Linked DNA regions of Homo sapiens: region 1 is linked to region 2. A link is an interaction called in ENCODE POLR2A ChIA-PET data of the cell type or tissue named here. Cell type or tissue: Caco-2. All regions are shown on one strand. Each heading gives the region's core, and the rest is flanking DNA. Links, peaks and the distances in the headings are about the cores only. Region 1 overlaps CDC42EP3 (CDC42 effector protein 3). Region 2 overlaps LOC107985869 (a long non-coding RNA gene).

What was found. Peaks named below come from ENCODE experiments on the same cell type or tissue, not always from the same donor. Only the 100,000 strongest peaks of a DNase experiment are listed, where the experiment ranks them.
Region 1: POLR2A ChIA-PET joins it to region 2 with 6 read pairs; 6 of 35 experiments call an interaction of 5 or more read pairs at or near these places.

The regions. Positions count from the first base shown.
Region 1 is chr2:37,637,421-37,649,625 of GRCh38, reverse strand. It overlaps CDC42EP3 (CDC42 effector protein 3), which reads left to right. Exons shown (of 2, transcript NM_006449.5): 2 at 2,804-7,682. The coding sequence starts at 3,039. The coding sequence ends at 3,803. Among named protein-coding and RNA genes, the nearest start is that of CDC42EP3, 28 kb to the left of the region's middle. In Caco-2, for the core only: no CTCF peak of the experiment used is centred there; no DNase peak of the experiment used is centred there.
Region 2 is chr2:37,767,671-37,783,998 of GRCh38, reverse strand. The region is part of intron 2 of LOC107985869 (a long non-coding RNA gene); the gene reads right to left. Among named protein-coding and RNA genes, the nearest start is that of PIRAT1, 100 kb to the left of the region's middle. In Caco-2, for the core only: no CTCF peak of the experiment used is centred there; DNase peaks (open chromatin) are centred at 7,378 and 8,813.

The sequences.
Region 1 (12,205 bases), core at 3,095-5,594, 130 kb after region 2:
TCCCCTGCACCCTCAGCAGCACACACTTTCTCCCCCTTTGCTCTTCCTCCTCACTGTCCCAAATCCTTGTTTAATTCAAGGGTGTATGTGAATGATCCAGTCAGAGTGGCAGGGAACTGCTCTCTGGCTACATTTTCATGGGATTTTTTTTTTTTTTTTTTTTTTTTTTTTTTTTTTTTTGAGACAAGGCCTTGCTAGGCTGTAGTGCAGTGGTACAATCATAGCTCTCCGCAGCCTTGAATTCCTGGGCTCAACCAGTCCTCCCACCTCAGCCTCCCAAGTAGCTAAGACTGCAGGTGTGTGCTACCATTCTCAGCTAATTTTTTAAGAAAGTTTTTGTAGAGATGAGGTCCCATTATGTTGCCCAGGCTGGTTTCAAACTCCTGGACTCAGTCAGTCCTCCTGCTTCAGCCTCCTGAGTAGCTGGGACTACCGGCGGGTGCCCCCATGCCCAGCTAATTTTTTTTTCATAGAGACAGGGTCTTGCTATGTTGCCCAGGCTGACCTCAAACTCCAGGCCTTAAGTGATCGATTTTTTTTTTTTTTTTTAAATAATTGGAACCCCCTGCCCTGGGACCTGGCCTTGCATAACCCTGCCTCCATCAGCTGACCCCAGGCAGCCCTGGCATGCCCTTGAGTTGTGGTGGACACGCTGTATCTTTCCATGGCAGCTGCCTTCCTGGCCGTGTGTGCTGAGGACACCACTCCTGTGGGCAGCTGTTCCTCAGGCCACCCAGCTGCTCCTGCAGGCAGTCAGCCACACTGTGCCCAAAGGGCAGGGAGGCCACCTCTGAACAGCAGGGGGCCCGAGGCCAGGACTAGGCATTGTACACTCATACAGGAAGGAAGTTCTGATGTTTTAACAGGAAGAACATGGGCTTCAACTTTTGTTACCACAACAAGACCCAAATTAGAGCTAAAACTATGAGAACGAGTGTCAGGACCCACGATCATGTCATTGCTGGCAGCCCCATGGTCAGCCCACTCTGCATGAATGCAAACCTCCTCGTACTTTCTCTGCCTCCTCCCCATACCCAAAGCCCGAGTGGGGCTGGCTCTCTCTAGTGCATTGTTCTCAGCCTTCTCCGGCCTGGGTTGCTGGCCAGCATGCTGACACGCTGAGCTAGCTGCTTCCCAAATTGAGTTAGCTGTTACTGAGCCAGTGGGTGGTGGAGCACAGTTCTTGTCACCTGCCACTGGTAAATGAATTTAAAACTCTTGCTGAAAGGAAAGAAATATGGGGCAGATGCAGACAGCCTCCAGCTGCTACAAGCAAATGTGGCTCCCTTCAAAACACCAACTAACCCACCCAGCCCTTGGAGTATTTATTTGCAGGCTCTGCAGCCAGTGGGAGGAGCGCCTGAGGGAAGAGGTCATGGCAGAGCCATTTGGGAAGTTCCTGCAGTGGGAAAGGGTTTAGCTTCTCTGTGTCAGCATCAGAGGTGGAGGATTATTTTCAAGAGATAAGAGCATCTCATTGGCAAAAGAGCACATTACAACCCCAATGCCTTGTAGCTCATCCCTCCTAATCTTATCATATAGTATGTGCAGGGAGGATGTGTTGCTTTCTACACTGGTAACAAACGACCACAAACTTGAGGGCTTACAACATTTACCATTTCACAGGTTCTGTGGGTCAGGAATCTGGGCAGGGCTGAGTTCCAGCATCTCCCTGAGTTATGATTCAGTGTGGGTCAGGGTGGTGGTCTCATCAGAGGCTCAACTGGGGAAAAGATCTACTTCCAAGCTCCCCAACATTGTTGGCAGATTTCATTTCCATAGGCCCTTGCACAGTGTAACTGCTCACCTCTCCACAGCCAGCAAAGGGAGTCAGGGAGTCTTCTCCCTTGTCAGCTCAGATGAAATCTCCTATAATGTAACCTAATCAGGGACCTATTGCCTTTGCCACATTCCCTTGTTTAGAAGCCAGTCACAGGTTCTACTCACAAAGGCATTAACACCAGGAGGCAGATCATGGGGGCTCCCTTCGAATTCTGCCTACTGCATGGAGGATATAGCCTTATCAGTAATGTTTCAGAAGTGTTCCCAAGTGAAGGCCCAGCCTGTAATAGAGATTCACAATGTTTTCTCTTTGAAGTGAAGCAGTTTTGTTCATTTCCTCCCATCTCAGAATGACTTCAAATCCTGACATCCTCGACAGCCCAATACTTTGCCACAACCTGATTACAACTCTAGCTCTCTTATTTACTGGCTATATGTTATTGAGAAAAGGTAACTTTCTAGGGGAAGGGCTTATCCTGAATCTCCGTTTTCTTATCTGTAAGAATGTATTCCACTAACATTTTTAGGACAGTAGCATATAATAGTTATTGTCACTTATTAAATAATTCCAGCACCTTTCCTTTAGGACTGTTCATTTTATTGCATTAACTTATGTACATATGGAACTCAACAATGAAATATTAGTGTTGCTAGTATGCACATCAAAGCAAAAGGAAAATGTATTTTAAAACAAATCCAGTTGTATTTAAGGAGCTGAAATCACTGATCCTATGCTTACAGCAATTCTTAGAGGAAAATGACTAAAACCATAGACATGTCCAGAAGATGTGCCCATGGCTATGTCTAAAAAGTACTGGTGTCATAGATATGGGGTTTTTAGGTCTTTCTCTTTCCTGTTTTCTCTAAGATGAAAATTTTTATCCACTTACTGGAGGGAAACAATAAGTTCAGCATTAGTTGAAACTGGCCCTGCCATTATTTACAGGCTCTTGTGAAAAGGGAGGCCCTAGGGCACCCAAAAGGGTCTTTAGCTTATAACCTGCTTTGGTTTCTTCTGCAGGTTTGTCCTGGTTGTGGTCAAGACTGGATGATGTAACTGGCTCTCTAGGAAGCCTCACTTGGCCGTAACCTCAGGAAGGTTCTCTTTGACCCCATCTCATTTCGAAGCCACTTCTGAAGCCACTTGAGAAAAATGATGTGACAGTTCCTATCAAAAAGGATTCAGAAACATATACCATCTGTGAAGAAAGTGGCCCTTTCTCCCGCTTGCAAAATAGACATTCTCAAATTCCAAAATGCCAGCCAAGACCCCAATTTACCTGAAAGCAGCCAATAACAAGAAAGGAAAGAAATTTAAACTGAGGGACATTCTGTCTCCTGATATGATCAGTCCCCCGCTTGGAGACTTTCGCCACACCATCCACATTGGCAAAGAGGGCCAGCACGATGTCTTTGGAGATATTTCCTTTCTTCAAGGGAACTACGAGCTTTTACCTGGAAACCAGGAGAAAGCACACCTGGGCCAGTTCCCTGGGCATAATGAGTTCTTCCGGGCCAACAGCACCTCGGACTCTGTGTTCACAGAAACGCCCTCCCCGGTGCTCAAAAATGCCATCTCCCTCCCGACCATTGGAGGATCCCAAGCTCTCATGTTGCCCTTATTGTCACCAGTGACATTTAATTCCAAACAGGAGTCCTTCGGGCCAGCAAAGCTGCCCAGGCTTAGCTGCGAGCCCGTCATGGAGGAAAAAGCTCAGGAGAAAAGCAGTCTGTTGGAGAATGGGACAGTCCACCAGGGAGACACCTCGTGGGGCTCCAGCGGTTCTGCATCTCAGTCCAGCCAAGGCAGAGACAGCCACTCCTCCAGCCTGTCCGAACAGTACCCCGACTGGCCAGCCGAGGACATGTTTGACCATCCCACCCCATGCGAGCTCATCAAGGGAAAGACTAAGTCAGAGGAGTCCCTCTCTGACCTTACAGGTTCCCTCCTCTCCCTGCAGCTTGATCTTGGGCCCTCACTTTTGGATGAGGTGCTGAATGTAATGGATAAAAATAAGTAACAAGATGCCAACTTTTTTCCTTTGGGGTAAAAGGTACAAAAACAAACTAACCACAGTTGAAGAGAAGGGCTTCCGGAGCTGTATTTGCAGTTTTGTGTTGGGTTTTCTAAAATAATATTCTTACAAAGTATTTTTTTACCTGTTATGCCCTGTTTGCAAAAACAATTTAGAAAAAAACAACAAAGCAAAACCTATCTTGGCAAAAAAAGGAAGTGAGTCAGAGCCCATTTTCAGGAGGCATTGGTGATGTTCGGCTCACATATTGTTTGCAGACACACAAGAAATCTGGCTTGGCCAGGATTGGCACTAGCTATGAAGGGCTGAGCGAGTCACATTAAGGAACTTCACGGAACTTTATAGCACTCCGACATTTTCTGAGCAAGAGGAAGTCAAAATTTATTTAACACCTAAGCCTTTTTGTAGACTCTTTTCTATATATTGCTTAGGCTCACCATAGCGAATTCTCCAGTGTTAAAACTTTTCTGTTTTCACATTTGAACTTTATGGGTTTTGGGGATTTTCTTGTAGTTCTTATATATCCCTATATATTATATCTATATTGCAAAATTTTGACTGTCAGCTACATGTTGGTAAGACACAGGCAAAGTATTACTGTAACTAAGTTATTTTTAAAGTTAAAATATATTTTTACGTGCCTTTGGCTTTTTATTGCAGAGTCTACATTTTATAGATTCTACATCAGATGTTGTCACTTATTTCCATTGGGATTCCATTGTAAGCTGTGTATGTGCGTGTTTGGAAAAGTGTATTCATACTTAGTTTTTTTTTCTTCATCTGTTATCATACTTTTAACAGCAACCAATAACGGATTGTAAAGTGTAAAGGCACAGGTTACTCATGATGCTTCTGCAGAGACTGTGGGCTACACCACATATGTTATTTGGAAATATAGGTATTTTAGTACAGTACATACTTGCATTACATAGGTACTTCAAGCAACACAATAAAAAGTAAATGATAAAGTGAACTTGCTTGTTTATAGTAATAAACAAGACCATAAGAGAATAAGTATAGCTAGAGAAATTGCTTCTCTGAAATGTACATGAGCCCTTAAGGTAAGAGATGATTTCCATCTACTCTCATTTTGATTACTTCCTTATGGTTTGAGAGGCTAGAAACTGAGCCTCTCTACTTTTGGAAAAATGAACATGTGAGGTCAGATTTTTTTTTTTTTTTTTAAGTCAGCACTGATGCCACCCTCTCAGTGGTCATTTCTGAGCATCTTCCTGACTTGAACACCTTCTACAGCAAACTCTTGCAAGTCCAGTTTCATCCCTGTAAGGCAAATGTCTTTTCACGCAGAAAGTGCCATATAGACGAGATAAAGGCAGCTAAAACGAGGGCAGTAGAGAGCACTTACCCGACCCCAAGGTGCCAGAGATGCCCTGAGGATGGTGGTTAAGGAAACAGGAGCAGGAAATGTACACACAGATTCCTGTCCCTTTGCCAACTACTCCTTCCCCATCAAAGAAAAACACTTGCACACAGTAACTACCAGCTCCTTCTCTCAAACTTGTATTTCTCCTGGAAATGTATCTCAGAAATGACCTCCTCTCCCAACCACTTCAACGATTCTTTCTTTGGGTTTGGGGTTCTTGCAGTTCTATCATCTAAAATAACCTTTGGACTGCAGGTAAAATGCAATTAGGACAACTAACCAAGTAGACGAAACAAGTTCCCCTAGGCAGGGGTGTCCAATATTTTAGCTTCCCTGGACCGCATTGGAAGAATTTTCTTGGGCCACATGTAAAACACACTAACACTAACCATAGTTGATGAGCTTAAAAAAATAAAAATAGAAAATTGCAAAAAAAAAAAAAAAAAAAAATCTCAGACTGTTTTAAGAAAGTTTAAAAATTTGTGTTGGACTTCATGCGGGCCACAGGTTGGACAAGCTTGCCCTAGGGCATTGTGTGCTTTCCGTAACTTCTCAGTTGTATTTCGTTATCCATGACTCTCCAGTGTTTTTTCTGTTGGACCACACCCGTCACAGTTCACAGTTCCAAAGAGAAATTTCCCAGCCTATTCTAAATCTTGTTAATGACGAAGAGTCCAATGTATCTCATTATTTGTAGCCAATTTTAGACTCTTTTCAATACCTCCCCCCCATTTTAATTAGTATTGATCATATTCAGTCTTTCATTTTACTCTTCATCTGTAGCGTGACCTCAAGGTAAAGATGAAACTATTTCATGAAAAGGGGAGGAGTATGGCTGTGCATTAGCTCTACTCCCTCTCTGGTAAGTACTGGGGAGAGAACAGCCCTGCCAGTACTGGGTTTGATAGATTCTAAATATTAATCACACATCCTGCCTACAGTTAGCCATTTTAGTTTCTGGGAGTTCTTTCATGTACATTTTCTTCCATTAATTGAATTAGGTATAATTGAGATGGCAATAAATATGCCCGTATTAGAAAGAGGAAACAAAGCTACATGCGGCTTATGATTTTGTTGAGTCACTTCTCCCGAGGCAGCCTTTCCAATGCCTGGTCCCTTCCCCTGAGAGCAGGTGGACTGCTGGTGGTGGCTTTCTTTCCTGCAGAGAGGCACTTTAGACCCATACCTGCTGTGAGCTGAATTGATGTTCTCATCCTGTGAACCTTCTCCCACTTTAACCTAATTTATCTTTACTTGTTTAAAGATAAGGAAACCCAAGATGTACTTTATTTGCAAACTCAAAGCAAATGGCGAGCCACCTGTGACCCAGTAACCAGAAAAGAAACCATGCCATTTGTATAAGTAGAGACACTTCTTGTTGAGGTAGGCAAGGCTCTTGTGAGCGATTTTTTTCCCCTAGTGAGACCTAACAAAAGACAAGCTATATCATTTCTGCCTGAAATTATCTGCTTGAAAAGATCAAAATATCAGGATACTTAGCTCTTCACAAATATGAAGTCATTATCACATTTCACTGAGCCAGAAATCACTGTTAACAGCACACACAAAAGACTACACTGGTTGAACAGCAAAGAGAAACCCGGGTCTCCAGAATCACAGTTTAGTCCTTCTATATTACTGCAAGTGACCTGTTTTTTCTGAAGGCTCCCCGCAAATGAAGTCCTGGAATGGAAAAAATCCATAAGTCCATAAATTAACTTGATAAATATTTTAGAACAGACAAAAGAAAATATTGAGTGATGTAGTTCTAATCCTCCTAATATGGAACCTGGCAAGACTGAATCATTTTACTGTGAAATATATAAACACAATAGAATGAGCCAACATGATGGTTTCTCTCCAGTAAGAGTTTTTCTTTTGGAAATGAGGTTAACCTAGCCCCAAATCTAGCAATTCTCATAAAATCCGATTTTAGAATTAGCCTCCCAGATTAATCTGAATGATTGACTTATTTTTTCTTAGGCAAGTCAGTAAGCCACCCACTAGACAGCCATATCCAGCAAAATAAGAGAAGTTTCCAGATGCCAAATGATAAGCCACCATCAACCCAGCGGGGAAGCCTTCTGGTTGGTTTGGCTGTATGAGATTCAGGAAGGCCAGAATACCCAAAATTATTCACACGACGTTAACTTATTGGTACTGGCTAAGCAATACATGTATTTCCTAAAGGAGGAGATGGTCTTTTGGTTGATTTATGGACACACTTGTTTCATCTGACTGTAAATATATTGCATGCTTTATTCTGATGGTGCACTATTTCATCCAGCAAGCTTTTCATCTGAGAATGTTTAATGTTGACCTTATTCTTAGAGCAAGTAGATCTAAATATTTTTCAGCTGAGTTATTAGGGAGTCATTATTCTGTGGTACAATGCTGCAAAAAGCATCATGTGGAAGAATGGGAACTATGCTTACTTTATGAAGTGATGTATAACACAATGAAATCTGTTTTACAACTACTGTGCTGCATTTAATTATCTTCCATTTTTGCTGTTAAAAAAAAAAAATCCGTTAATGATGTCACTTCCATTGGCTCCCGGGAGATCAGTAATCCATCCTCTGAAGGTCAGCCAAATTTCCCTCATGGAAAACAGATCGACACGGGTGATAGATAAAAACATCTGCCCAAAGCAAAGCCATCGTGCAGAATAGAGTTAATATTCCAGAGACTCATCACGCAGACAGAGATGTCTGCCATACATCAAAATGAGCAAAGCTGAGTCAGTGAAGTGGGTATTATGCTCACCATGAAGTGATTATTGGAGTGTGTCACAAAATATGCACGTGATTCATTGCCAAAAGGGTCACTGGGGGAAAAAAGAGCTTTGAGTTCTGGGGAGGGAGAGACCTGGGGCAGTTTTGTGGAAGAGAAGGACCCAAAAGGTACCTTGAGGGTCTGCTGAGATCATTTTAGGGAGAGGGGGCATTCTTGGAAGGGAAAGAATATGATGAGCTAACCAAAGGATACACTCACATCCTAGTAGTGCTTCTATTCAAAACAGTCCAGAAACAGGGATTGGAGTAAAAAATGCCCACTTCTAGGTCTGCAAGATTGGGATCCACTCCTGAGAAGACTCCAGTAGAAGAAGATTCTAGAATCAGACTGCTGAACAGGTGGTTCCCAGGATAGATATTTATATAAAATTAGCCAGCATTTTGTGAAAGCTCATGCCCAGTCTATAGTGCCCATTCAGAGACCTGAAGGCCAGAGTAGGGACACCTCAATAGTGAGGTTGACGTGAGGTGCTCAGGGAAAGTCATTTACGAAGGTGAAGGAAGTGAGAGGGGCTAAGTGTCTCCTGAAACAACTCCAGATGAAGCAAGCTGGTATTGCAGTCCCTGGGCTGAACACACTGGGCAGTTGTCCCACCAGCTATATCCCCGGGAACTTTTTCTTTGAGACAGAGTCTCACTGTCACCCAAGCTGGAGTGCAGTAGCGCAATCTCGGCTCACTGCAACCTCCACCTCCTGGTTTCAACTGATTCTCCTACCTCAGCTTCCCAAGTAGCTGGGACTACAGGTGCTCACCACCATGCCTGGCTAATTTTTGTATTTAGTAGAGGTAGGGTTTCACCATGTTGGCCAGGCTGGTCTCAAACTCCTGACCTCAAATGATCCACTCACCTTGGCCTCCCAAAGTGCTGGGATTACAGGCGTGAGCCACTGTGCCCAGCCCCAGGAACTTTTTTTTTTTTTTTTTTTTTGAGACGGAATCTCCCTCTGTCACCCAGGCTGGAGTGCAGTGGCGCCATCTCGATTCACTGCAAGCTCCGCCTCCCAGGTTCACGCCATTCTCCTGCCTCAGCCTCCCTAGTAACTGGGACTACAGGTGCCCACCACCACGCCCAGCTAATTTTTTTTGTATTTTTAGTAGAGACAGGGTTTCACCTTGTTAGCCAGGATGGTCTTGATCTCCTGAACTCGTGATCCTCCCTCCTCGGAACTCCTTTCAATCCATCTTTTCCCAGGCTGGCTTACACTTTGAGTATCCCCAGGATTAAGGAAGAAAGCTCCCCAGGAAACAGAATCCAAATGTCATTGAAGAGTCTCCTGGGTCATTAGAACCCAAGAGAGCCAGGAGTTATGGCTTACAAAGTAGGAAAAACAATTCAATTGAGTAGAAACAAACAGCCCTGGAAGTTCTCTCAAACTCCTTGAAGTCCAGACTCATAGAACTGAGGCTCAGAGAGGAGCAGAAGCCCCAGACTTCCGAGGACCTGCCTCTTCCCAGAGGTGACGTGTGGACTGTCCACCCCTCAGGGAAACTCACAGTCTCTCCCAGGGTGAGTCCTTACCCTACAAGGCACATCAGCAAGATGGTCATTATCAGCATAACACATGGTCCCCAACGTTTGCACCCCAAATACCCACAAAAGTACAGATGGTTCCCGACTTAGGATGGTTCTTAATTGAAAACACATTTTCTACTTACATTTTTTAACTTACAATGGGCTTATCAGGACGTAACCCCCATCATAAGTCAAGGATCATCTGTAGTGAAAAGATTCTTTCATTACATTTGGGTCTCGAAAATCCCAACAAAGAAACCCTTTGAGGTACTGTGTCCATAGAAAATTCCCATCTTTAAGTCCCAGGAAATGTGCATTAAAACTCCAAAGGATGTCATCCTTATACCCATGGGCAGCATTGTTACAAGTGAAATAGGCAGAACTTGTGTGACCCTAGAAAAACAGTACTGCTCAAAACAATTTCTTCTACACTCAGCTGCCCCAGGGCTAGAAAAATCTACCCTTGGAGATGGGTTCCTTTTTAGGTGAGGCTTTTTCTATTAGGCATGGAGTCCCCTTAGAATAATTCCAGGAGTAACAACATCTGCAAGCCACCAACAGTGAAAAGTGAACTCACTTATCAGATGCCCACTGTGGGAGCACAAGTCTCTAGCAACTGGCCTGGGACCAGGTAGCAAGAGAGACCAGGAAAAACATGAAGAGTGAGTTCATGTAATGCATAATTTTGCCTGGGACCAAAGAAAAATGGGCAGTGATGAGCTTTTCTGAGAGATTTACCTGAGAGCAAATGTGGCCTTCACCAGAAGAGATAATGAAGGTTATTGTTGGCCGGTCTCCCTAGTGCCAGAAGATCACTTGTAATTAAACCTAATTTTGAATCAACCAAATTAGATGGTACAGGAGATTAATATAAAACTCTCCATAACTGACATGTTTCCATACACCCTACAGGCCAGAAGGCTTCAAGACAGTAATGCCTTCGATGCCAAATGCTCATGTTTCTAAGTCACTGTCTGGTCTTTCCTCTGCCTCATCCCCCACTCTTAACAGTAGCATCTTAATGACATGATTGCATTGAGGAGATTATTATTTTCTCCTGACATCTCCTTTATAAGTTCTTTCTGCGTTGTAAGGTAAACCATTAGCAATGCCCCAGAAACAGATGAAACTTCAAAAGGCTTGAAACGACATTAAAAATTACATATTGAGTTTTTCAGAATAAGCAGTAATGTTCAGACACAACTTTGTACCGTAAGCAGGGGCATTGTTAAAAGTAGGAAAAGGAAATTGGTAATTATCTTCCAAACCTGACTCCCATTTCATGAAAATGAAATTGGGATGGGACTAGAAGCAAGAAACAAAACACCTGTGGTGCTCTGGAAGATTTTTCCACCATAAATGGCAAGAAGGAAGAACAGACAAACACAATCTTAGATTAGCAGCCAATAAAGTCCTCCCATCCTAGTACCAGATCATGGCTCCTATGACTAAATAAAGCACTATTTGTGAAGCTTCAGTAATCGCCCTCTTTTTAAAAAAAAAATATAAAGAGGTAGGTTCACCGTTGATTAAAATTGCTCATTTTCAATACATCTGGCACTCTGGACTTCACAAACATGTTGACTATTCATCAGGTACCTTAGGTAACTGAGAGGAAAAATTGTAAAAGTGTCACGATAGCAAAACACAAGAAGCAGACCTGGTTGTATAAGTCCAGGGAAAATGGGACCTTCTTACCAGAGCCCACACTCCTGAAGACTCTTCTAACCAGAAGTAAACAAAGTATTCAAAGTGAAATGGCTTCCGGGAGTGGGATGCCCACCCCTCTTAACCAGCCATGAGATAAAAATGCATGGGAGAAACTTCTTCCAACCCCTGGATCATCTGAAACCTCACCTCCCCAGGGAGACTCCTTGGCTCCCTAGTCCCCAGCCCCTCCCCTCAGGCGAAGGTCATGTGGGAGGACAGAGCCAAGGCTCTAGATTATGGTATGAAGGGTGTGATCTTGTCTGAACACACCCAGCAAAAACATCTTTGTGTCTCCTGCCCTTGCAACAAGGGCTCTTTTTGTAGGTCAGCTGTTAAACATCAAATGATACATCATTTGTTTAAACATCAAATGATATATTATGAACAATACTCCTGTGGCTGGTGGAATAATGGCCCCCAAGATAGGAGATTCTAATGTCTGGAACTTATAAATGTCACCTTATTTGGTAAAAGGGGCCTTACAGATATGATTAAGTTAAGGATCTTGAGATGGGGCATTAGTCTGGATTATCTGGGTGGACCCTAAATGCAATCACGATTGTCCCTATAAGAGAGAGGCAAAGGGAAATTTGACCAGAAGAGGAGTAGACAATGTGACCACAGAGGATGGATTGATGCATCCAGAAATCAAGGAATGCTGCCAGCCACCAAAAAGTGAAAAAGGCAAGGGACAGATTTCCCCCTAGAGCCTCTGGAGGGAGTACAGCCTTGCTGACAGCTTGATTTCGGCCCAGTGACACCGATTTCAGACTTCTGGCCTCTAGAACTGTGAGACAATAAATTTCTGTTGTTTATAGCCACCAAGTTTTTAGTAATTTGCTAAAGCAATTATAGGAAACTGATGCAATACCCAAGCACTGGAGAGAATACAGAAAAATGGAAAACGTTAAGGATAATGAGGTGGACTGAACTGTGTTCCCTTAAAATTCATATGTTGAAGCCCTAACCCTCAGTGTGACTAT
Region 2 (16,328 bases), core at 6,421-8,920:
ACTGAAGATAAAATTAGGTGGTGCATGAGAAAATGTTTTTTGGAAGTTAAACGTGTGTAGCATAAATATAAAGAAAAATAAAAATCTATACTCCTGAAGATCTTATATGATAACAAAGCTCAAAAGAACTCCCCCAAAAAACTGACACAACCACAAATCTTCACTGACATTAAGTAGCAGAGACAGCTATATATAAACAACCTGCAACAGGAGGGTCGTAGAACCCAGAAGCATTAGTCCTGGAGGACTTCCTGAAAGAGGTGAGTTTTGGCTAAGTTCCTGTCAATGATGCTGGCATAGACTATAAGAGAGGAGGCTGGGCACAGTGGCTCATGCCTGTAATCCCAGCACTTTGAGAGGCCAAGGCAGGCGGATCACCTGAGGTCAGGAGTTCGAGACCAGGCTGGCCAACATGAGGAAACGCTATCTCTACTAAAAATAAAAAATTAGCCAGGCGTGGTGGTGGACACTTATAATCCCAGATACTCGGGAGGCTGAGGTAGGAGAGTCACTTGAACCTGGTAGGTGGAGGTTGCAGTGAGTCAAGATCATGCCACTGCACTCCAGCCTGGGCAACAGAGTGGTGAGACTCTGTCTCAAAAAAAAAAAAAAATAAAAAAAAAAAAAATAAAAAAAATAAGAGAGGAGAGGCATTCCAAGCAGAAGCTCTGGCCAGCAGGGCCGCACTGCTCCATTGAGCAGGTGTCCAGGCAGGAATAGAGATTCTGGTTAGAGTGGGTGGAAGTAGACCGGGCTCTAAGGCCATAGAAATATGTCTGTGTGACAGATTGGGCCACTCGTCCCCCACCCTCTGCAGTGTTGTACACAATAGCTTCCACATTATCCTAAACACAGACCACAACTCATCCACTGAGCAGTTTTTGCTGCTACAATCCTCAATCTCCTGAAAAATCAAAATACACTCTCTGATCTTGGCACGAACGCTTGCTCTCACTTGTGGGCCTTTTCCATGGACTTTTATGTCTCTGTTTATTTTGTGTTTCATGAGTGGCTCATGCCTTTAAAGGAAATGCACTAACCTTGGCCTGTCATTATGGTCCTGTGCTCGCCCCGCTCCTGGGATGGGTGAGCCTGGGCTTTTAATTTGCTGTGATGGGAGATAATTGTTGCTTGAGTTTCCACCTCTGAAAATAAACCGGGGTGGTGCTTCCCGGCTGGAAATCCACAGAAGCAAGCTCACCCCTGGGGCCTGTGCCAGGGGAGGCTTAAGCCATCGCTGGAGTGACTGATCTTAACATCCCTCACTCCTTTCCTTTTCTGGATTTCAAAACATACAATTAGTGTTTTCTTTAAGAGCCCAAGATGGCAAAGTTACGAAAGTTCGGGAGACTTTTCGATATTGTATGCAAGAATTCTAGAGGTGGGACTCCGGGAGACCAGTAACACATTTGATGGTGGAAGCTCTGTTATTCCAGGTCACTGTGTGAGGCGAGGTGGAGTGGAGCCCCCAGCCAACCGGCACTGAACATTTAGTGAGATTGAGAAGTAAGCTCATTGTTAGCTACTAAGATTTGGGAGTTGTTTGTTGCCACAGCATAAACTAGCCTACCCTGACTATAAAAATACATGAAGCACTTAGCATAGTCCCTAGAGCATCACAGCCTCATAATAAGTGATAACTCTTATTTTGATAGAGCTGTCTTGAAGCAATCACACAGAGTCTAGCACAGTTCTGAGCAAATGCTTGTATACTTTTTTACAATGACAGAGGATGAGTTCAAAGTCAGCAGAGGCTATCAGAACCCAGGAAAATACTGGGCCCAAGAGAAACGAAACCCTTTCCAGAAATGGGAGAGAGAGGACTGCTATTTGCCCCCACGTGTACAGTCAAGTCATCATATGCTCCAGTTTTCACTAACTAGAAACTTGTTCCCATTTTACTCTCAGTGAAGTTATTTCTGAGGCCTGAGTCTGATGCATTCTCAGCTCAGAATATCAGGTAACAGAAGCTAGATACCTGATCCTCAAATTTGTCATTAATTACTTAGTGCAGAAACCAAGGTGTCATAAGGGTATTTTTTTTTTTTTTATTTCGCTCAGTAAGTTATAAAACTCTAAGAACCTCAGTTACATTAGCGTAAAGGCAGCCGCAGTTGAAGAAGCTGACCATTTTTTCCAGGGCAGTATTTAGTGCCAAAAGGAGTTTATTACATTTATTACAAATAAGAAGAGGCAGTGCAGGTAGAAGTTAAGAGTGTGGCCTTGGGTGCCCACCCACAAGATGTAGGCTTACATTCTAATTCCTTAACTACAAGGTGGTATGGGTTTAAGAACTTAGAGCTATTCTTTATGCACGGGGATCACTCAGTAAATAATAAGCCTCATTATACACACTGAATTGGTTGATGATTTTTAACATTTATATTATTGTTTTAGTCATTTATTTATTCAAAAAATATTTGCTTCAAACTTTCTCAGTGCCACTACCTCACTTAATCTTCTCAGTGACTCTATAAGATCAGGAAAATTGCTCTCACTTTATAAGTAATTAAATAGAGGCACAGAGACAGTAATCTTAAGACCACATAGCCAGTTAAATGGAAGAGCTGAGTTTAAACCCAGATCTTAAATAGGAAAATCCTACAAAGTCTTAGTTCATTGGGAAGTAGATCTTGTGAGTAAATTCAAAAATCTTCACAGCTTCTAAAAAGGGGGAAGAGATTGTTCTAATACCACCCAGCCCACTCTGAGGTCCAGTTTGTATGTGATAGGGATATTTAATATAGAAAGGTATGTTGACAAGGGCGTGAGTCATCTCCTGAAGATAAATACCATCTGTGCATGGAACATGTGGTTAAATAAGGGAAATGCCTGTCAATAAAGAGTGGCCATCTCCCCTGAAAGCCGTGCAGACCCAACACGGTAGCCAAGGGCCACTATTCATTGCTCTCTCACCCGAGAGGTCTCTTGAAGAAGGATGCAGAGTTGGACCTCGAAATCAGTCATTCAACACACGTCTAAATATTTTCTAGCAAGGTAAACACTCTCTCAGGCATCTTACCTTCATATAGCTTCATTGCATGATAAAGTGATTCTATCTCAGGAAAAAAAAAATCATGGATAAAAAGAGAGACTTGCATGTTTAGACTCTTGTCATTAACAATGCACACAAAGAGCTACTGTGATCACCGGTGTTACCTGGACCAAAAAGGGGTAAAGAGGGCTGAAGTGTTTTATGAGTTAGCCCATTCCTTGATAACTTCAGCTTTTAAGTTTTGCCAGCTGCTGCCAAGCTGGAAAATTAGATGCATTGTATTTCATTATGTTTCATTCATTAATTCAACCAATGTTGCTTGGGCACCCTCTAATGAACTTAATGAGTGTGGCCAGGTTGTGTGAGTAAGGCAAAGATGAATTCCCTGCCCTGGGGAGCTTGCAGTCTGGTAGGAGACAGAAGTACCCCAAACGAAGGTTCTAGAAAAGCAGGGCCAAACACAAAGTACTAGCTGCTGTCCAGGAGTGGAGTGGAGTCTGGACCGGAAGATGATGACAGTATTTGAGTCAGGTTTTACCAAAATACTTGTATTACTGGTAAGCTCAGTGTGCATTCTCTGGCTAAGCCCTGAGAGGTAGGGAACTGGAGTCCTGTGAAAGAACCTGCTTCCCTGCCACTGGGGCCCTGCACCTCCCTGGTCTCTAGCAGATGCTGCCTCTCCATTCAGCACAGAAATGGGAAGCCTACCCCTCTCCACCAGATCTCACAAGACCCCTCATCAGTAGGGCCCCTTCAGCCTCTGACTCACCCATTCCAGTGCTCAGTCTGAGGTGCCTGTGGGAAGAAAAGACCCATGGCTGGGTGGGTGCCTATCCTCTCTCTCTAGACTCAACACCACCTGCCTAAGCACAGACTCTTCCTTGATCTAAAACAAAAAGCCCCCATGTACATCCATTCTTTGAAACAATGCCTGGGGCTAGGGAAATGATCTCCCCTAGAGTGACTGTAATTCATCATTCCAAACTGAGAAACTGTAGAGAGTGGCAAATGCAAGCCGGAAGGGACTCTAGAACCATAGTCCTAAGCCAGGACCATCCCAGGAAAACAGATCTTGCAACCATTCTTGTTCCCAATTACATCCAGTCTCTGCTGGCCCTGCCACAGGCTCTGGGGACTCAGTGCTTTATGGGTGCTGCATTTACATTTGCTGGCCAAGAGATGCAAAATAAAACCATGGTCAAATTTCAATTGCCTGCCTGGAAATATAAGACCAGTACCCAGGAAGTGGAATAAAGAGCTGGTTTAGGGGTTTGAACTTCCACCAAATTGACTCAACCACCATGTAACCGGAGGCCCCAGTTTTTGGGACATAGCTGTCTATAGTCTGATTGGTGGCATTTTTCAGGCAGAATAAGGAAATTATATCAGTCAAGAATGCATTTGTCCTAATTTGTACTGATTTGCTGCTGCCCGTTCAAAGGATCTTATTTAAGACCAGAGTAATTTGTTTTCTGTGCTGCCTTGAACAAAACTCCTCCCTGCACTTGAGCGTATAATATTTGTAGACATTTGTCTTCAGGCTAGTGCAGTAATCTTCCTTGTATGCAACTGGGTTTTCTCTGAAAAGACAGTTGTTTAAAGTTCAGCCCAACGTTTATTGACTTTTTTTGTGCTTGTATCTACAGAGAAATCATAGTCACTGGTTTGAACGGACTAATCAAGACCTATGAACTGCTGTCTGCACTAATATCCACTTTCCCAGAGATCAAAGCCACGTGGCTGGGGAGACAGACTTTCAGCTGCTTTTCTTGCATCCTTTTCTGATCAGAGTGATTTATCACTTGAATGCCATCATCGGGTCACAGGCTTTTTACTTCAGATATTTGGTATCAGACTGTTGAGTATCAGATGATTTAGCATTTGAGTTTATGCTTAATCTGTCTTATAAACAACCCTGTGATTTAAAAGAAAATGAAAGCCTCTTCTATGAGGAAAGCCTTGTCTATGGGACTCTAAGAAATGGGAGGAGGCAATATTTAGGAAATCCAGTAGGCCTCATTTAATCTCTCCTTCCTTTAACCCAGGGATAGAACAGCATGTTGTGATGAGGACATTCTATCCCTGAGCCAGGATGAAATGGTGCAGGATGAGGGCATTGTTCCTCACTGTGCAGGAAGGAAGAACAGGGATCATTTGCCTCCATTTTTCAGAGATTCCTGGCTCCTCTTGACCCTGAACTCCCCATTGTATTTTTGGGAAGAATACCCACAGTACTTCCACAGACAGAAAAACCTCGAGGGCAAAGCCCAAACGTTATGGTTGCTATGATCTCTCTACTAACCTCAAAGAATAAACTACAACATTCTAAGCATATGGATCTCTATGTGGCCCCTGCCAGGAAAATTGTCTGTTCTGAATCTGGTACCAGCCCTTCAAATCCAGAAAAGCTAGGTCCTAAGGTGGTGCTGAGCATGTAGAAGAAGGGTTGCAAACCAGCTTTCCTAGTTGCAATGACCACAGATCCTAGGGACCTCTTCAGTGTTAAGTTTCTCCCCAGACCCCACTGCTGCCCTGGGGGTTTGCCGGATATCGCTTCTTGCATCGAGGGCTGCCTTCTCTCACATTTGCCCTGCCATTTGATGTCCCAAATCTTGAACAGGCCTGCCTGGCCTCACCTTGATAGCACCTTCACCATAGTAAGTATTCAGTATCTGGATTGGCAGACCACCAGGCGGACCCAGTGAGATTGACTGGTACCCAGTAGCAGCTCAATCCATACTCCATGAATGAATGAATGAATGAATGAGGATTGAAGGAAGTATGAAATTCCAGCCATGCTTCCCAGGGGAGGGTCTGCAGCCCTGACTCAGACAGAGACGGTAACAGGAGCAGTTTGAACCACCCATCACCACTCCAGCCTGGAGGCTCTATGGGAAGAGACCAGGAGCAAGGGAGAAAGAGTAGGCCCTTGCTCTGGACAGATCCTCTAGTGCTGCTGCTGTAGGGCCAGAGTAAGGACCCCTTGTGAGGATGAGAAAGGAAGAAGTGTCTCCTCCACAACCCGGGCTAAGTCCAAGCAACCTCTGCATTTCTTCATTCAGAACCTTTGCTCAGCCTAGGATGTGTTGAGGACATAATGAAGTGATGAGTGCTCCCCTGACTCTCAGGGGTCCCAAAGGGGTCATCTGTGGTTTGATGATCCTCCTGGCTAAATGGTTCCTACAGCTGTTGCTTAGGTTCAGAAGAAAAGCGGCTTCCACATACCCATACCTCATCTGCTAGAATTAACAACATTAAAAGATAAGGCTAGTGATGTCGCAGCCTCCGGACAGATCATCCCGGTCAGTCTACCTTAAAGATGGAACTTCATGGAAATGAAGGGGTGGAGAGGAGTTGTATGAAACCAGACATCTTCTGAATTCTGCAGAAAATGCTACGGCCAGATTCACCGTACAGAGTCTGATAAATGCCAGAGGTGAGAGGGGGGTTTGGATGTGGTCACAGTCAGTCATAGGGCTGCAATATAGCCCCTATGTCTCTGGCTTTTTTAAAGGTTAATTCACAAAACAAAAAGTCCAGAAGTGTGCCTGGTAATGACAGGAGCTCAGTAAATAGTTGTTGATGGAGTGACCCAGCATGTCTCTAGCTGCCCGTGTACTGGCTGTGTAGAGCCATTTTCCTGGAGGCCGAGGCAGATCTGAACCATGACTTGAATCCACGCAGGTGGTGATGTACACATGGCAGCCTTTCCATTCCACTCATCCATAGCCTGTGTTGGCCAGAAGAGAAGCTCTGAATAGTAACTTCTCTATATTTTTGCTGTTAAAAATAACAAACTCTGGGCACTAGATCAGGAGCTATTTCTTTCCTTGTAGACAAGTAGGTCCTGCATGGAGAAGCAAGTCTCTTCTGCCCAGAGGATCCATAGTCAAATGCTTGCAGGGGAGATTATATTCTAGAAGCTCTGAAATAGTCAGAAATGCCCCCAGCCTCTCTGAGGGAGGGATTCATTCCAACCCAAAAGGATGTCTCTATACAGGCTCGTGTGAGCACAGGGTAGCTAAAGGTGCCTTGGGCAGCAAGCACCTGCACACCTGGCAAGGGCTATGGTGACAGGTGAGATGGGTCTGAAGTGAGAGCAAAAGGATGTGGCTTTATGGAACCTCAGGCTGACTTCAGAGGCTGACACTCACCTCCTGCCCCTGCCAGCTGCTCAGCCTGGACCCCCAGGGCACCTCCCAAAAAGCTCACCAGTCATTCTCCAGCGATAGTATTTGTCACACACTGGCATTTCCTACACTCCTACTGACCACATCTCCAGGGACTGCTGGGAGCCCACTGACCAAGCTCCCGAAGATGTGAGTCAGCAAGCTGGCATGCTTAAGAAAGGGGTGTTTGGCCCTGACTTGAGAGCTTCCCAGACCCAGCATTCCTTCTCCCCTGCTGTACCAAAGCCCCCAGATCACCATTTCTTAGAAAGATAAGAAGGGCATTCCGTCCAGTCTTGGGCCTCTTTGATGTTCCTGCCCCATAGGTAGCCCCAGAGGGACAGCATCACCATTATTCCTTTTGAGTGGCACTGGATGAAAACAGAAGAATCACTGAGAAGTTGTCAAACATTTAGATTCCTGGGCCCCACTCAAGACATTCTCTGGGGTGGAGGGTCGGAAGTAGGAAGCAGCAATCTGCATTCAAATACATCCTCCAGGAGCTTTCAAGACCCTGCCAGGACCGGGAATCACTAAACATTAAAGAGTATAACAACTTCAAAAGTGCATTAAAAATTTCCTTTTTTTTGGCTAAGACCTTTGGAAGGGGAATTTGACTCAGAGATAATTTTGCTTCCTGATAACTGCAGAAGTAGCTCTCTCTTTCCTTAAAACAGGGAGATCCTCTGGGATCTCTGTATATCTGAGACCAGCAAGAATCTGAGACTGTCTCCAACTCAGTGTAGGCTGCAACTCGCCTTCCTAGGCATTCCAGACTCCCACAGACGATGCAGCTCCCAGCACGTTCCTGACTGCCAGAGACAAGTGAGGCTGTGAGTTTCTGCCCAGGGCTTACCAGATCCTGAAAACTTCTAGAAGGGATTTTCCTGGGCTATCAAGCACTGACACCTAGAAAGAGGTAAAACTTGATGTATCTTGCAGGGCCAATCCCGAGAAACCGCTAAACTCCCCATATTACATGAAGGGCAGAGAGGTGTCTTAAAAAAAAAAATCAGAGTGAAGCCAGAACACATGCTGCCAACAAGACTGAATTAGGTAATGAGAAAGACAATGTTTGTTGCCAGGACTGAGGCAGGAAATAAATCATTTTTCTTTAACGAATCTCTCTGTTTACATTGTTCTCTTTCCTCACAGGACTGGCTCAGAAAAGACCTGTTTTTGTTGTTGTTGTTGTTATTTTGTTTTGACTCCTTGGCCAGTAGGATTAGGTCCCATTGAGCCTCAGCCTGGCGGCGGGTGGGGGGGGGGGTGCCACAGCTGAAGCCACTGTTGTGACTCACAGGGATGAGGGGTGAAGGCAGCTTCCCCGCTGGGGTGGCACCTGCCTGCTGCTGGTGGGGCCCAGGTGGGGCTGGCCCAGATGCTTGAGGGTCAGAGGGGGTCACGTCAGACTTTCTCACATTTGTATCCTCAGCTTTCAGCACAGTGCTTAACCAACACCCAACACAATAATGACAGAATGAGTAAACAATTGATGGCTTTGAAGGTGGGCAAGACAAATCTCTCTTAATCTCTCCACACACGTATACATATATACACACTAGGGGAGAAGGAAGGAGGTGGAGGAGGATAGGGAGAATGATAGATGCATAAGGTATTTCACAGGTCAGAATCATAGGTGACTGCCTGGGGGCAAGAGGGAGGACCCATCCCTGTCACCATAGCTCAGAGGTTCCAGGTCCATCAACAGCCCATTTCATCTGTTCCTGGAATGCCGTATGAAGAGGTAGGAACAGGCCATGATCAGAAGGCTCCAGAGCAGAAAGCCCATCTGTACCCACTTTGCTCCTCACACATGGTCTCTGGCCCACAGAATACCCCCTGCAGAATCATGTGAAGTCCTGCCCTTGTCCTGGTTGTTTCTCTTTCTCTGTATCTCAAGAACCCACTGGTTTCATCTCTGGTTTCACCACATCATGACATTACATGCATGAGGGGGCTCTACCTCTTCACGGCATCATCAGCCAGGGGTGAGGAGAGAAGCCCCAGTGTCCACAAGAAAATGAGGGTGGTGCCACCACATTTAACTCCTTCCTTGCCCATCTGCTCTTTCCCTGGGAAAGGAGTGTCATGACAATATCAACCCTTATTCTATCTGAATAGTCACGGTTCTGTGGCATCAAGGACAGATGCCCTTGATGACAAAAGTGGCTGGTTGTGTGTGCAATGGAGAGATTGTACTTCACATACATTTTTCTGCCTTAAAATAACCAGAAGAAAATCACTGTTCTTTTGGCTCAAGCAAAAATAAAACTGTTTTTTTGAAAGCCTTATTTAAAGGGTTCATTATCTTGCAGGCTGCTAACTATATACTCTGCACCACACTCAATAAAAGCTTCATATAACTGTCTTTGAAATTAACAGCCACCTCTTGTGCTTTTCAAGTTATTAAAGACGTTGGCATGGTGGAGAGATTGTAAACTTTCTATACTGGTGATTAGTCAGCGGGACCACATCCCACCAAATCCCCCAGAGCGTTTCTAACAAAAAGTTCCTTGTGACCCAAGCGCCAATTTTTCTTTCTTGTCTGTTCATTCTAATTCCACTCAATTACTCCTGAGCAAGCTGTTTTATTCCTGTCAACTCATGTTATTTACTGGAGCCTGTCAAGAAGACTGAAGTGGAGGCTGATATTATGTAGGATGTTTTGAGACTCATTAAAACACTTTAAAACAATCACCTATTGTGATATTCACAGTCCTATGTGGGGTGGCCTTGCCTGGACCATTTGGAGCCTGGATCACTTTATTTATTTGCTATTAAAAGCTTCAAGTTAGAATGGCTTTTTTTGCTGCAAAATTTTTGGACTTAGGGATGCAAGGCCTGGTCAGGGTTCCTGGAGATTTCTGGGCAGGGATCTGAAAATAAATGGATTAAGTGTGTGTGTGGTGGGGAGCCCGGGGGAGGACTCCTGGACCAGCTCTGTATCTCTGATGAGCTGATGAGAAATGGGGGTCAGCCCCAACTCGCCAGAGAGCTCTTCCTCCTAGAACCGAGGCAGATTTCCTTAGGAAAGTGGGTGAGAGCAGTTTTCCTCTGAAGATAAAGTTCCCTGCTGTGTCATTTTTAGTCCGTCATTATTCATGCAATAATGAACAATCTGTCTGAACAAGGCACCAGGCTAGATTTCCTGAGAGTGTAAAGCAGATAACTGTATAGTCCTTAGATCATTAGCTGAAGAGTCCATTTAATTGATGCCATATGGAGTGTCAGGTGCCAGGTGGACCACGTGCAGCCTGAACTCTGGGCAGGGAGGGGCCAAGGCAGTCTCATTCTGTCCACACCCCTCCCAGCCTCCTCTTGCTCCCCACTCTTGTCTCCCACGTGCCGGCTGCCCATCCTCCCTCCTGCTACCAGCATCTACCCCTGGCTAAGCGTTGCTAGGAACTCAGCCTTGACAGCCCCTGGGGTTGGAGGTTGATTCCTATTCTAAGCTCCCTCAGAATGCAACAAAGAACCTGTGTTCAAGCTGGGGTGGAAGTCGAGGATTCTTGATTTCCAAGTCCCAAGATCTAGAATTTCTTATTTCTTAAAAAAATCCTTGAAAAAAAGGCCTCCTTTCTTCAGTGATTCTAAGATACTTTATGATGGCATGGTCTCAAAGCAATACTGAGAAAAAAGCCAAGTCACCTGGGCCACTGCCTGCATCATTTCACACACTTCTAGAACATGGTTTTCCCACCAGTGTCTCATGTGTTTGCAGGTGTCATCTCCACCCCAAGCTGGGGGTGTAGGGTCAGGCAGAAGCAGTACAGGCAGAGGGGAATGAAGCAGAAGGTCCAGAGTCTGTATCATCATACAGGGGTGAGCTAGGCCAGTACTTCCCACCTGTGTCCCTCCAGCAGTGGGATGCCAATCTCTACTCTAAGTGCAGATCGTTCTGAGTCACATAAGCCTGGGAAGGACTGCCCACTATATCCCCAGCTCCTACGCTGGTTCTCACTACCATGAGTTTAGAAAGTGCTAGACTAGTTGATCTCCAAGATCTTTCCTAATGCTTGAAATTCTAGGAGGCAATGAATAGAGAATATGAATGCAAAAAAAAATCTATAAGGCATTTGCCTAAGGCAGGGGTTTTCTACCCTGGCTGTGTATAATAATCACCTGGGGAGATATATAAAAAATAAAAGCCCATAGGCCTATGTTCTCAGCCTGAGGATTAGGATTCATCAGGTCTGGGGTGGACCCCAGCCTCTGCATTTCTAGCAACCCTCCAGTCAGTTTTGATGAACAGCAGGCGTCAGAGCTGAGAAGTTGGGGCTGGGGTTATAACCAGACACTTTCCCAGGCAGTGAGATGAGGGAAGAGCTGACGCAGGATTCTAACATGCCCACTTCTGTTCATGGAGTTTGGCCCACGGGTGATTGTGCCTAGCACATCTTTAGAAGATACTTCCCCAGAAGTCGACAATTAAAGATGCAGTGAAACAGAATTTGTTTTGTTTTATTTTAAACCTCAGACTGACACTTAAACCACATCCCAAGGGCAAACATCTTACAGCTTAATGGATAGGTAGCCACCAGCCTTAGCCATTGCTTGGAATCAGATGGAAAGCAGTGCTGGCTGCCCACCCTAGGAGCACTGGGGACCTGAGAGGAGAAGGGCCCCTGTAAGTGGTGGCCTTCTCAGTGTCCTCTGGCTGCAAGCAGAGCTGACCCAGCCTTCTGTTCAGAAGGTCTCAGCTTCAGGACAGAGAGGCTGGCCTGGGTGGTGGGGTAGGACAGAGAGAGCAGGAGTTCAGGAAGTGGATCAGACCAGCTGCCCAGGCCAACGAGGTTTGTTCTCATAAACCAGGCTGAGTTCCTGGGTGGGGAGGACACTGTGGCCCCTGTTTCATGGGTCCTCACATGCACACACACTGGAGAGCAGTTCAGCAGCCTGACTGCTGGGCAAGTGCTGCCTGTTGCCTGGGGTTGTCTGCTCCTGCTCAGGAGGATGAGCCAAAAGAGATGAATCTTACAGATGACTGGAGTTTAGGGTGAAGTGCAAGCCCAGAAAATAGGTCTCATTCCTGCTACTCCCTCTCGTATATTCTACAATTCAGACAAACTGCATGAGTCATTGCTGTTTAGAAAAATCCTCTGCTTCTCCTCTTTTGTGCATTTGCTCCTGTTTTTCCTTCCCTACCCCATCTGCTGGACTCCTACACATACTCCCAAGCCTACGTCAAATGTCTCCTCTGCTCAGCTCCCCATAGGGTGCAGTGATATCTCTCCCCTTGGGAACTGCCAGAGTATACTGCATGTATCTATCATCTGGCATCTCTCTTACACAGCTGTGTTTCTTATCCCCTTCTATTGCAAGCACTCGGAAGGCAGAGACTGGGTCTTTGTCTCCCTTTGGCCCCAGCCTGTTTCCATATTGTGCTTTTTATGTATTATAGCAGGCACCCATGAATGTCTACGGAATGGAAGTTAATTCTGGGCTGACAGTAATTGTAAAGCATCACAGCCCTTGCTAGCTGTCATGGGGAGGCAATCCTGGGCACTGTCTCCATCACTGCTGTCACCATGTAGCATGATGAGTCCTTTCTCATGCTGCTAATAAAGACATACCTGAGACTAGGTAATTTATAAAGGAAAGAGGTTTAACAGACTTACAGTTCCACGTGGCTGGGGAGGCCTCACAATCATGGTGGAAGGTGAAGGAGGAGCAAAGGCACATCTTACAAGACAGCAGGCAACAGAGCATGTGGAGGGAACTGCCCCTTATAAAACCATCAGATCTCATGAGACTTATTCACTTTCACGAGAATAGCATGGGAAAAGCCCGCCCCCATGATTCAATTACTTGCTACCAGGTCAATTCAAGATGATATTTGGGTGGGGACACAGCCAAACCATATCACATGGCATCAGCAGATGGCTAGACTTCCTGAGCAGAGCCAGGGACTTGCCTGGAAGGTCCAGACCCCTCTGAGTTCCAGCTTCCTTGTGGAGTTGAAAGACACTCCAGTGTGTGTTACACTTGGTATCCTACTCAAGAAATAGTGAAAAAAGGACATTTACACCACTGGGAATAAAACTTGGGTGTAAACATGGTTCACACTTTACAGCTGATGGGTCAATTATCTGATTAATATGATTGATCATTTATCATAATGTAACACATTATGTCACATACCTTTTTTTTTTTTTTTTTTTTTGAGATGAAGTCTCGCTCTTGTCACCCAGGCTGGAGTGCAATGGCATGATCTTGGCTCACTGCAACCTCCACCTCCCGGGTTCAAGTGATTCTCCTGCCTTAGCCTCCCGAGTAGCTGGGATTACAGGCCTCTGCCACGACGCCCGGCTTGTTTTTGTATTTTTAGTAGAGATGGGGTTTCTCCATGTTGGCCAGGAGGGTTTCAAACTCCTGACCTCAGGTGATCTGCCCATCTCGGCCTCCCAAAGTGCTGGGATTACAGATGTGAGCCACCGCACCTGGCCTCACATACCTTTCTTAAGCAGAGTTTTTAATGTTTATAAATCTTACCTCCTTAAGAACAATTAAGTTTCCTGAGAACAAAATCGGTCACTACAGTGGTAGAAAGGATATGGGTTTTGGAGTCAGACAGAGCTAGATTTGAAGCTCGGTTTTATCATTTCATGGCCAGGTGCTGCCATGATTATTTTTTATGTGTCTACTTGCCTGGGTCACATGGTGCCCAAATATTTTGTCAAACATTATACTGGATGTTTATGTGAGGATATTTTTGGATGATATTTAACATTTGAATCAGTAGACTGAGGAAAGCAGATTGCCCACCATATGTAGGTGGACCCCATCCAATCAGATGAAGGTCCAAATAGAGCAAAAAGGCTGACCCTCCTCTAAACATGATAGAAACTATTCTGCCTGATGACCTTTGAACTAGAAGGAAAAATTAGTTGTTTGCTGCCTTTGGACTTGAAGTGTACCTGTACCTCAAGCCTGCCCGCCTTCATACTGTAACTACACCATTGGCTCTCCTGGGTCTCCAGCTTGTCAACTCACCCTACAAATCTTGGGCTTTGCCAGCCTCCATAATTGTGTGAGCCAATTCCTTCTAATCTCTCTCTCTCCCAGTAGTTCCTTTTCTCTGGAGAACACTGACTAATATAGGCACTTCTGTATTAAGAGCATTCTGAACAGCATTATGTTGCTAGGGCCCTGCAATGGGAGGCACCTTCTCACTTTCATCACCTGGAACCTGCTCATCCGCATGACACAGAGGAGGTATATGTGACATTTGTTCACCTGCTGACCCCTTTGTCACAGTGTCCCCTTTTCCGTGGGTACTTCTGTCCACATCCTCTCCTAGAGTGTTTGCCTCAGAAGTGCTTGAGAGGATTAGCATCCAGCAAAAAGTAGGCTCTGCAATTAAGGCTCAAATTAAGAAAAACAAATGAGTTTACACTGGCCTTGGGTATTTCCAGTAGCTGGAAAATCCCACTGTTGGAAACCTACTGAAGTCATCTCAATACAGTATTTTATAGATCCTGCAGCAGCAGGAGATGAATTAACCCGAGAAGACCATAGTGGCGGGGCAGAAAGAAAGCCTGTCAATGACCAGATCTTTTAAAAACAAAATGGCTGTTTCTGTTTTGGTGTATGTGTGGTTGTCTTTATTTTGGATGCTAAGGCGCGTTTCTTTCCCCCCCCACCCCGCCGAGAGTTTCAAGAAAAGAGAGCCCCATCTTCAATTCACTATCCAGGCAAACAACAGTGAGCATGGCTCCTCTTCCAAGATCCCACTCCAAAAAGTGACACCAGGTTTTTGACACAGACAGCCTGTGGGCACACTGTAAAGAAGTGGACTTTGTTTTGACAGGGGCCTGTGGAAGCGGACTTTTAGTGCTCAATCCCTTAAACACATAGTGTTATGAATATGGCTTTGACGATTGTTAGCAAAAGTGGATTTGTCACACAGCCATGAAACCAGCAGCTGTGTCTTTGCCACAGAGTTTGACCCCATCCTGCATATAGACAGGCATCGTGTGTAATTACTCAGCATTTGCCACACAACACAATAAACTCGGGGTCTGCCCACTGGGGACATTTATGTGTCACAGTGGACTGGATTAGGACCGAAAAAGAATAGTTGTGGTGTACGCTCCATCCCAACTGCTCATTCCCTCTCCTTGACCTACCCTTTGTGGGAAGCCAGGAATGCTAAATATTTCTTGTAGCTCTGCCCAGTCCTCTACTTTATTTACACTCCCCCCAACTCCCCAGCCTTAGCCCTGTCTCCTCCTGTGGCAAGCTCAGGCTTTCTTCCCTGAGCTGTTGAACAACTACATTTTTTGTCTGAGATGATACATCAAAGGTATTTCAAATAAAGAAAGACAAAAACATAAAATGATGTCTGCTGGACAGCCAGCCGTGCTCTGGCAAGGATAATATGCAATCTTACTTAATGGACTTCCTGATATTGACAAACTGTACCAAAGTTTCTAGGCCAGAGATAAAACAACTTTTTTCAAAAAGTGAAATAAGATAGAGGCAGTTGAAGGAACAGGAGGTGGAAGATTGATGGGGAACATTTTTAAAGAACCCACGGGCCACTCTGTATGTTTGTTTCCTGAAGGGCAAAATTAAGCCCTTAGAGCAGATCTTTCATTTTTTGGTTTCTTTTCTAATTCTAGAATCTCCTCTAACCACAATGGGCAAGACAAGTGGGAATGTGACTTCCCCTAGAGTTATTGCTACACATTTGTGAGGACATTTTCTTCAACAAGTTTGTTTTTCCCCAAAATACATTTCCAGGCAGTATAACCCTAGAGGTGGAGCCTCAGGGAAGCTACACATGCTTCAAGTGTGCAGTAATTGCAAATTGCTAAACAGAAAAATACAGGTATGGCCATGTGTCCAAGTCTTTGTGGGGCATGCTCCACTCATGCCTGTTGACCTGGCATGATTATTAATAGTTCTCTCTTTCAAAAATGTCCAGTTTGGATAATAAATTCTATGAACACCCTGACTTTCACCAAATGTACCATTTCTGAGGTCCATTTCAAACATGGTGTACAAATAACTGGTTCTACAGCCGGTCTGGTGGTCAGCCTGGCCCTGCTGAGGGGAGGGATGACATCTGAATGCACAGCCAGGTGGCACGGTGGTCTCAGAGGCTACAGTGCTGCTAGCCCCTTGGGGTAGGTCCTGAGCTTGGCACCCCGCTGCTG